Linked DNA regions of Homo sapiens: region 2 is linked to region 1. A link is a contact called in ENCODE Hi-C or POLR2A ChIA-PET data. All regions are on one chromosome and are shown on one strand. Each heading gives the region's core, a stretch centred on a gene start or an enhancer-like site at or near the end of the contact. The rest is flanking DNA. Distances are from core to core; before and after follow the strand shown.

Evidence for each region. Hi-C counts contacts between places; a loop is a spot of excess contacts on that map. ChIA-PET counts read pairs that join two places held with the same protein, here RNA polymerase II (POLR2A). Pooled maps may share reads with other maps.
Region 2: a map of naive thymus-derived CD4-positive, alpha-beta T cell shows a loop between it and region 1 (15-fold over the local background). The contact joins the enhancer-like site here to the promoter of B4GALT1 in region 1. A Hi-C loop is called at or near these places in 1 of 168 maps with a recorded cell type or tissue (naive thymus-derived CD4-positive, alpha-beta T cell) and 2 of 50 pooled maps. POLR2A ChIA-PET finds 5 or more read pairs at or near these places in 1 of 52 experiments (CD4-positive, alpha-beta memory T cell).

Annotation. Positions count from the first base shown.
Region 1 is chr9:33,165,259-33,170,477 of GRCh38, reverse strand. It overlaps B4GALT1 (beta-1,4-galactosyltransferase 1), which reads left to right and starts at 3,142. Exons shown (of 6, transcript NM_001497.4): 1 at 3,142-3,720. The coding sequence starts at 3,309. B4GALT1-AS1 (B4GALT1 antisense RNA 1) reads right to left here and starts at 3,530. Exons shown (of 3, transcript NR_108110.1): 1 at 3,432-3,530. RefSeq lists enhancers at 2,559-2,638, 2,161-2,725, 2,709-2,808, 2,726-3,291 and silencers at 2,959-3,358, 3,117-3,390.
Region 2 is chr9:36,764,097-36,769,315 of GRCh38, reverse strand. No RefSeq gene overlaps it. Among named protein-coding and RNA genes, the nearest start is that of MIR4475, 57 kb to the left of the region's middle. RefSeq lists enhancers at 3,286-3,445, 3,966-4,484, 4,485-5,003. Within about 2 kb of position 3,280, at least 5 of the 41 ENCODE cell types and tissues checked have a DNase peak (open chromatin) inside an H3K27ac peak, as active enhancers do.

The DNA.
Region 1 (5,219 bases), core at 1,893-4,392:
AGTTGCAGGACTAATCTGACCCACCCTCACTCATTGGCCAGGCCGACTTTACCCCTAGACACAGGATGCTGGGGTCAGCTTCACCTTTACCAACTCCTTGGAGAACTCCACTTTACGTTCTAAACTAAGTTAGCAATAATTTTTCCCTTCTCTCCTTCCCACATCATTAAGATGATCACAGTATTTAAAAAGTATTTTAACAAATATCGGCCGGGCACGGTGGCTCACAACTGTAATCCCAGCACTTTGGGAGGCCGAGGCAGGCAGATCACGAGGTCAAAAGATTGAGACCATTCTGGATAACACGGTGAAACCCCATCTCTACTAAAAATACAAACAAATTAGCCGGGCATGGTGGCAGGCACCTGTAGTCCCAGCTACTTGGGAGGCTGAGGCAGGAGAATGGCGTGAACCCAGGAGGCAGAGCTTGCAGTGAGCCAAGATCACGCCACTGCACTCCAGCCTGGGTGACAGAGTGAGACTCCGTCTCAAAAAAAAAAAAAAAAAAATCTAGGGGCTGAAGATACAGTAGTGAACAAGAGAGAAATTTCCTGTTCTCATGAAGCTGATTTTCTAATGAGGGAGGCAAGACAACAGAAAATAAATGCATAATGTTGGGTAGTTGATATCCACTCTGAAAAAAATCAAGCAGGTTAAGGCCGGGCGCGGTGGCTCACGCCTGTAATCCCAGCACTTTGGGAGGCCGAGGCGGGCGGATCACCTGAGGTCAGGAGTTTGAAACCAGCCTGGCCAACATGGTGAAATCCGTCTCTACTAAAAACACAAAAAATTAGCCCGGCGTGATGGCAGGCACCTGTAATCCCAGCTACTCAAGAGGCTGAGGCAGGAGAATCGCTTGAACCCGGGAGGCAGAGGTTGCAGTGAGGTGAGATTGCACCATTGCACTCCAACCTGGGGGACAAAAGCAAGACTTTGTCTCAAAAAAAAAAAAAAAAAAATTCAAGCAGTTTAAGCAGATTTGGGCAGGAGGCCATTCTGCATAAGGTAGTCTGAAAAGGTCTCTGTCATAAGGTGACATTTAAGAGACCTGAATTGAATGAAATATTGGGGACAAGTGTTTCAGGCTAAATGAACAGCAAGTACAAAGGCCCTGAGGCAGGAAGAAATATGGCAAGTTCAAGGAATAGCTATCAGGCTAGTGTGGCTAAGGCAGGTCCAGCATGGTAGAGTGACAGATGTGGGTGGGGAGGGAAATAGGAACCAGATTGAACAGGGTTTCTGTGGATTTGGTTCTGAACAAAATGGCATGATCTGATTTATGCTTACAAAGATTTCCTGGATGCTCTGTGGAAAACAGACTAGGGAGGAGGAATGGAGGAGGTGGAAGCAGGGTGACCAATTAGTAGCTGCCATATAACCCAGGGCAAGATGATGGTGGCTTGATCGAGGATGGTTACATCAGAGTTGGCTGGTGGTGAATTTTGATGTTTTGAAGGTAGCACTGACAAAGCTGGCTGAGGGCTTGCAAATGGCATTGAGAGCAAGAGAAGCACATCAAGGACACCTTTTAGATTCTGGGGAACTGAATAAACAATAGTATCACTCTCTGAGGGAGGTAAGAACGGGAGTGGTGTGTAAGGAGTAGGTTGCTGAGGGCAAGATGTATTGTGTTTGAGATGCCAGTAAAATAAGCAGTTGAATCTGGAGGTCAGGGAAGAGATCTGGGCTGGAGACAAATCAGTGATCAGCATTTGGATATTATAAATCATTCCGAGGCAGTAAGTGTAGACACAAAAGAACATCATGGACTATGGCTGGGGCCTTCAGCAACTGGGGAAGAAGTCCAGAGAGGAGACAGAAATGGCCAGTGAAGTGAGGAAGATCAGAAGGACCTGGTGTCCAGGAAGTCAAGTGAGGAAAGTTGATTCTGTATGATCACAACCAAAGTGTCAACTCATAAGCCTTATTTTCTCATCTGTGAAATGGACACCGTAACACCACCTACTTCATGGCAGATAGTACTGGCACACAGCAAACTCTCAAAATAAGGTAGCTACTGTTATTCCCTGATGGTTGGCTGCCAGAGCCCTCAACTTCCCTATCCACATTACTGACAGCACCTCCATGAGTCTTTCTCTGGGGTGAGGTGTCTCTGCTCACTCAGGGCCTGAGGCCTCTGGGTCAAATCGAGGTCAAGTGGCTTCAGTGCCTAAGTCTCTCACCCACACAGCCTTCAGCCCTTACTTGCAAATCAACAAAGGGTAAACCTGTAGAAAACATGGGTTTCGGAGCCAGAATTCTGCCTCTTGCCAGCTGTGGGCTCTTAGGAAAGTTTCTTAATCTGCCGGGGCCCCACTCTACGACATGGGGAGAACTGCTACTTCATGGGACAGTGGGTAGCCCAGTGTAGACTGTAACGCCGGCTGATCTCCTGCACGCTGGCCTGGGAGTTAGAGGCTTCTTGCTGCTCTCCTCTTCAAAGTATACAGGACTCCCGCCACACACACATCTGGAACCAAGCTGGTCTGAGAGCCCCTTATAGCCCAGGCTACCTGATGGGGAGGCACAGAAGTGGCAACCCGTCCACTTTCTTTGCCGCAGGACCCCCCGTTAAGCAGCGGGGTCCAGCCGGGCTGAGTTAGGGAGGGGGTTTCGAACGTGCCACTCCTCGCCCGGCGTCGAAGCCCGTTTCCTGGGTAACCTTTTTCTGCCTCTCTTCCTAGCCCACCAAGGCCCACTGGCCAGAACGCCGCCGCGGCCCCAAACCACTCCAGATAACCACCCGCCAGCTGTCCTCTCCGTTCTCTCCGCCGCCGCGCTGCAGGCCCAGGCTCGCACCCGAGTCCCTTCGCACCCCAGGAAGTGGCGCGGCCTGTCGAGGGCAGCGTGGAGGAGGAAGAGGAGGCGCGGCTCAACGCGACCGAAGCTCCGCCGCAAAGGCTCGGGAGGAAGAGGGCGGTGCGCGGCCAAGCGTCGGAGCTGCAGTCATACTCCGGGGACCCCACGACGGCGCCCCGCCCGCTGCCCACCCTCCCGAGGCCCCGCCCAGCGCGCCCATCCCGCCACGGGCTGCCCCGCCTTCCCGCCCTCGTCCAGAAAACCCCGCGCCCGGCCCCGCCCCCGCCTTCGCCGGGGCCCCGCCCCTCCCCTCTCCGCCGGCGCCTCGGGCGGCTTCTCGCCGCTCCCAGGTCTGGCTGGCTGGAGGAGTCTCAGCTCTCAGCCGCTCGCCCGCCCCCGCTCCGGGCCCTCCCCTAGTCGCCGCTGTGGGGCAGCGCCTGGCGGGCGGCCCGCGGGCGGGTCGCCTCCCCTCCTGTAGCCCACACCCTTCTTAAAGCGGCGGCGGGAAGATGAGGCTTCGGGAGCCGCTCCTGAGCGGCAGCGCCGCGATGCCAGGCGCGTCCCTACAGCGGGCCTGCCGCCTGCTCGTGGCCGTCTGCGCTCTGCACCTTGGCGTCACCCTCGTTTACTACCTGGCTGGCCGCGACCTGAGCCGCCTGCCCCAACTGGTCGGAGTCTCCACACCGCTGCAGGGCGGCTCGAACAGTGCCGCCGCCATCGGGCAGTCCTCCGGGGAGCTCCGGACCGGAGGGGCCCGGCCGCCGCCTCCTCTAGGCGCCTCCTCCCAGCCGCGCCCGGGTGGCGACTCCAGCCCAGTCGTGGATTCTGGCCCTGGCCCCGCTAGCAACTTGACCTCGGTCCCAGTGCCCCACACCACCGCACTGTCGCTGCCCGCCTGCCCTGAGGAGTCCCCGCTGCTTGGTAAGGACTCGGGTCGGCGCCAGTCGGAGGATTGGGACCCCCCCGGATTTCCCCGACAGGGTCCCCCAGACATTCCCTCAGGCTGGCTCTTCTACGACAGCCAGCCTCCCTCTTCTGGATCAGAGTTTTAAATCCCAGACAGAGGCTTGGGACTGGATGGGAGAGAAGGTTTGCGAGGTGGGTCCCTGGGGAGTCCTGTTGGAGGCGTGGGGCCGGGACCGCACAGGGAAGTCCCGAGGCCCCTCTAGCCCCAGAACCAGAGAAGGCCTTGGAGACTTCCCTGCTGTGGCCCGAGGCTCAGGAAGTTTTGGAGTTTGGGTCTGCTTAGGGCTTCGAGCAGCCTTGCACTGAGAACTCTGGTAGGGACCTCGAGTAATCCACTCCCTTTTGGGGACTGACGTGAGGCTCCCGGTGGGGAAGGAGACTGACCTCTCGGTTCACGTGTCTTGCCATAGAGCCACTCTCCTGAGTGGGTTTTTCTCCTGATCGTTTGGGCCAAGTGACTTCTCTCTGAACCTCATATTTCTCTTCTGGGATAATAAATGGTCACCCTTTCAAGGGGTTGTTTTGGAAGATATTGTGAACAATGGTAAATAAGGGCTTAATTAATGAGGGTAAGCCCTCAGTAAATTGTCACTGTGTGTTCATTTCTTCCTCTGTGTGGATCGTGACCGAGAGCCCTTCCCCCTAGCCTCCTCCTGGTATGGGTACCCAAAACCTAGGTGAGCAGGGATCTCTCCCAGGGGCAGAGAGCTTGTGTACTCTGGGTGTTAGAGGGCTAAAATATAACCAGTCAACACCACGTTGCCCATTTCTGGTACTTCCGGTAGCAGCCTGAGTCTCAATTATCTTGCCCAGATGATCTGAACTCTGACCTCTAGCCTGTTTCAGCATAGGCAGAGAGCTTGAGTAGGTGAGTTTGCATTCCTCATAGCAGCTGGCTGAGCCTAGTCTGGACTTCTCTTTGACCTGTAACCTACAGGCCCACAGGCCCAAGGCAACCACAGGTTGCTTCCAGGGTTACCACACAGGTGGTTTCTCATTTCTAATGCTAGGTTTTAGATAATTGTTGTAAGTGAGGGGCCCTGGCAGGCAGGATGACATCCTGCCAATAGGAGTTTTCTGTCACTTTCCCACAGAGCCCTGGCTACTACATACTCTTGCTCAATTTCGCCAGTAATTGCGTCAATGTGTTCATATCAAGTTTGGGAAGAACATCTTGGAATTGGTCAGACGTGAACTGTGGTAATAATGGGGGCTTGTTTTTTTAAGCAGATAATTAAATTCCTTTGCATTTGATGATTATTCTGGGAAGCAGACTAGTCCCATAAAATGAAATGGACTCTGCCTTGCTGCTAAGTGTCTGACTTGAGACATGCTATCGAGTTTCTCAAAATCTCTTCCTTGTGTAAAATGTGGTTGTCGATGATTACCTTACAGGGGTTTTTTTAAGACTAAATGAGATCGTGTACATTAAATACAGGCACTCAGGCTGGGCA
Region 2 (5,219 bases), core at 2,031-4,530, 3.6 Mb before region 1:
GAGGATTTTATCTCCCCAACCAGTCTGCTGCATTCTTTTCCAATTTCCCTAGCTCTCAAAGTGATCTCGCATTTCCACTCATCGCACTGGGCTTTAAAATGCTCCCATTTGGAACAACAGCCGAGAATTGTCTTCCTTCAGAGAGAAGAGCCTTCCAATGCCCTCACAAGGGAAGTCCCTCTTGTCCTCCCACACTCAGCCTGTCTACAAAGACCATTAATGCAATCACTTAACAAGAGACTGGCTCTAATAGAAAGAAAGAAAGAGGAGGAGCATTGTTAGTGGTTTGAAGGGGAGAAGAAATCATAAAATCCATTAAACCTGTATTTGTCTCATTAAAAGTGTTTCTAATTTATAATGTCCTGGAATGCAGATGCCACCCAGCTGTGTGGGCCTGGTAGTACTGCCTGGCATACCCCCCCACACACACTCCTGGGCCCCCTCTCCCACCTCGCTGGGACTGCCATCAATTTCTGCTCATCAGCAGCACTTACAGTAAATGGATTCATTTGTGGCAATGGGAGCTGAGAGACAAAGGTGACAATATAATTAAGGTTTTTAATTCTATGCCTGAACAGTTAAGTCCAGAACTCATGATAATTAGCGGGCTGTAATGAAAGATCTTTAATCGTTATTTTCCCTTTGTTTCCTATAATTGTTCATTTTGGCCAACTACATTTGTCCTTTCATTTGAATCTGGCTGCACAGTTCTATGTCACTTTCATTATTCCTGTAAACTCTAAAGAAAATATGTTGTGGAGCTGGTCATTTACAAAGTCGGTGGCGAGATGGCCTAGGGAGCTCAACCATGCACATCTGCTGATGGGGGCCGTGGCTACTTTCTGGAGGAGAGGAAAACTGGGCTTCAGAAATCCACAGGACTGGGGATGTGTCTACAGAAAAGCAAGACTCACAGGAGAATGAGAAAGCAACAAGCCCTTCACAGCTAAATGGGCCACACAAGTTGGTTTGCAAACTGGTTCTTAGAGAGATGATTGTTACTACACAAGTTCTCGATTCTCAAATGTATGCATTGTTTTTTCACATGTTGGTGTTCCTGTTAGAATGTATCTTATAATTGGTGTGTATATTTAATGTCATGTCTATCTTTTGTATGTCCTGCAAAGTTGTCGATGAATTGACAGTGTTTCCTACAGTTGATGGCACGTTAGAATTGATAAATCATGATGAAGGTACCATCCAAACAACAAGTAACTTATTGAGGACCTGCTACATCCCTGCTCTCATGGTCTGTACAGCCTGGAGGACCATCAACTCAGCCTCCTCTCCAATCACTGCTGGGTGGCCAGACAGGACATTTTTCACTTGCTATGAACTGCTTGAACCCTGATTCAACTATGGATTCAGAGAGTCAGATTTCTTACAGGCAAGTGCCTCTCAGGAACCAGAAAATGGAAGCAAGAAGGCTGGAGGCTTCTAGCAAGGAAATGGCAGAACCCAGCCCAGGACTGGAGAATGGTTCAGCTGGGAAAATTGGGATTGTGATAGAAAAAGGAAAACCACTCTGGGACAGGTTATAGGGAATGCACTGGGATATGCGGGACACCTGGGCAGACCTATGTGGCTTGTGAGACATCCCATGCATTCCCCCCTCCCTCCACTCCTTCTCTCAGTCCTGAAAGTCGTTTGCCCAAGGCCACACACAAGCTCATATATTTCTGGAGAGGATTAGGGATAATCTGTGCCTCTTCTGATGTACTGCCCTTCAACTCAAGGTTCTGGGTGTTGCCTCATCTCAAATTGCCTCTAATTGCCATAAAGAGGAAAATTCAGCCACCTCAACAGAAATCTTCTTGCTCTTCCCCAAGTTGTTCTACACACAAAGTCAGAGTAATTATTTGAAAATCACATGGTGCTTCCCTGTAAAAATATTCAGTGGCTTCCCAGTATCCCGAGAAAAAAACCATCTAAACTCCTATTATAAAAACATTCGAAGGAGTTCTGCACGGCCTGCTCTCCTCTGCTCTTACCTCGGACCTCCCCGTCTAGCCTGGCTGCTTCGCCCTACATGCAGCACACTCATCTCAGCTTTGGGGACTTCTCTCATGTTGTTCCCTCAGCGTGGAGACTTCTCCAACTGCCAATAGTGCCCTGCTCTCTAGTTCAGCTCAAATGTCACTTTCCCAGTATTGCTACCTGAATTATGCCCCATTATTTTGTTTCTTGACACACTTATTCAATGTGTAATTATAGAAGAGACTGCGGGTTTGTTTACTGTGTTTCCACCCATAGATGGTGAGGCCCATGAGGAGAGGGTCTGAAGGTGTTTCCTCAGAGCCCAGACCATTCACATAGATCACCGTGTATCTTCAAGTCTGCATTCTGAAAGCTCCCGTGTCACTAAAAGTATGACAAAATAAATGCATTATGGGAAAGAAACAGAAAGGAAGAGAAGGGAAGAGAAGAGAAGGAAAAAAGGAAGGAAGGAAGGAGGGAGGGAGGGAGGGAAGGAAGGAAGGAAGGAAGGAAGGAAGGAAGGAAGGGAGGGAGGGAGGGAGGGAGGGAAAGAAAAAGCAAAAAAGAGCGTAGACCAGCGCCTGGTACAGGAAGCACTGAATCCATTTTGTTAAACCAGAGCTAACCCTTGAAGGCCTCTTTCTAGATGAAAAGGAACCTGCCAGGCGCGGTGGCTCATGCCAGCACTTTGGGAGACCCAGACGGGTGGATCACCTGAGGTCAGGAGTTCGAGACCAGCCTGGCCAACATGGTGAAACCCGTCTCTACTAAAAATGCAAAAATTAGCTGGGCGTGGTGGCGGGCGCCTGTAATCCCAGCTACTCGGGAGGCTGAGGCAGGAGAGTCGCTTGAACCCGGGAGGTGGAGGTTGCAGTGAGCCGAGATCACGCCACTGCACTCCAGCCTGGGAGTCAACACTGAAACTCCGTCTCGAAAAAAAGAGGAACCTGAGGCAATGGAGACCCCCTGAAGGATGAGGTCTGGGGTTGTCACACAGGAAAGCAGCGGATGAAGGCGCAGCCCAGAGCCCTTCGGGGGCCTCTCAGGCCACCAAGCAGCCCGGGAGTCCCGACAGTTCGCCTCTGGGGCCTCAGTGTTAGGGACGGGGAGAGGCGGGGCTTCCTCCGCGGGGGCGGTGCCTCGGCCCAGTTCCAGGGGCGGGCTCTTCCTCAGGGAGCTTCCTCATTGGCTACCCACTCGCCCAATGAAGTTCCACCTCTCGGAGGTAGACGCTCTACCCAAGTGGGCCCCTCTCTATGGTCCCACTTCCTCCCGCCCAGAGTCTCCGGGGAACCACAACACGTTACCCATGGGCACCTGTGAAGCTGAGGCAACCTTCTGGACCCCAGCGCACGCTCTCGGCCAGCTGTCTTCCTGCTCGAGCCCCTTATGCACAGGAAGTCTCACTCCTCGCCGAAGAGCAGGTTCATCTATTAATTCAGTCAACCAACACGCAACACCTGCTGTGTGCCAGGCTTTGTGCAGGCGCTGGGGGCATAGGAGGTGATCCGGTTTCTTTCTGTGCATTCTCTCTTACTCTCTTAGAACCATCTCAGACACAGCCTGGGCTTAGTGACCTCCACGTGTGGGACATTCTTGTTTGCTCAGACGTCCCTCCTGGAGATCTCCAGTCCTCCTGGATGCTTGTCCCACAGTCCCCCTCCAGCACGACATGAGTCATTCGTTTATTTACTCAAAAAATATTTAGCGATCACCTACTAGAAGCCGACACTGTTGTAGGTTCTGGGGATGGCGCTGTGAACACGGCAGATGGAATTCGTACTCTCTTATATGCTGATTGAGCAAAGACAAGAAACAAATAATAGATGAATGTGATTGTTTGCCATGCAGTGATCACTGCTGTGAGGAATGAAAGCTGGGCCCCACGGAGGAGACGATGTTTCCGCAGATGGCTCTGGTCGAAGAAACATCAGTTCTCCCCACACCTGTTCCTCCTCTTTCTGTCAGTGGCGTCTCCAGTCTCTCCTGACCAGAAAACCTGGAGTCCCCAGCTCTTCCCCTGTGGACTCCATCCCATGTCCCTCTCGCACCGGCCCACTCCCTGCACGCCTTCCCGTCCTCCCCACCTCGTCTCTTCCCTCCCTTCCTCTTGTCTCATTCCTGTCCCCTTCTAACTCATCTTCGCCCGCCGCTGCCAGGGTCGCCTCCCATCCATAGCTGCTTAAAGACCTGCGGTGGTGACCAGGTGCTCTCGACAGAAATTGCATAATTCCAGCTTGATAATCAGTGTCCTCCACAATCTTGTCCTAGCTAGCCCCCCAATCTTATCCTTCATGACAATGTTTTGCACCCCCAGCATGGGGACTTGGCGGTATGTTCACAGCGTTTACCTCCTCTGACCCCCTGCTCGCCGCTAGTTTCCTCCTCCTGAAGGCCCTCCTCCACCCTTGGTGGCTAAGTGCCGGCGCCACCTGCCACCTGCGCCACCTGCCACCTGCCACCTCCTCCTCCGAAATTCCTTCCCTCACACGCGCACACACACATCACACACACCACAGCACACACACACCACACACACACACCACTCACACACACCACTCACACCACACACACACCACAGCACACACACATCACACACACCACAGCACACACCACTCACAGCATACACACCACAGCACACACACCACTCACACACATCACACACACCACAGCACACACCACTCACACCACACACACCACAGCACACACCACAGCACACACACACACCACTCACACGCACCACTCACACACCATTCACGCACCACGCACACACCACAGCACACAGACACATCACACATACCACTCACACACACCACACACACCACAGCACACATACATTACACACGCCACTCACACACCACAGCACACACCACTCACACACCACACACAGCACACACACATCACATACACCACATACACCACACAAACACACCACACACAAACCACTCACACCACAACACACACATACCACACACACCACAGCACACACACACCACACACACACCACACACACCACAACCACTCACCACACACACCACTCACACACCACAGCACACACACAACTCACACACACCACAGCACACATGCACTACATGCACCACTCACACGCACAAAACAGACACACCCCACTCACACACACCACCTACACTACAGCACACACCATTCACACACACCACAGACACCATTCACACACACACAACTCACGCACATCACACAGACCACATACACAACCACACACATCA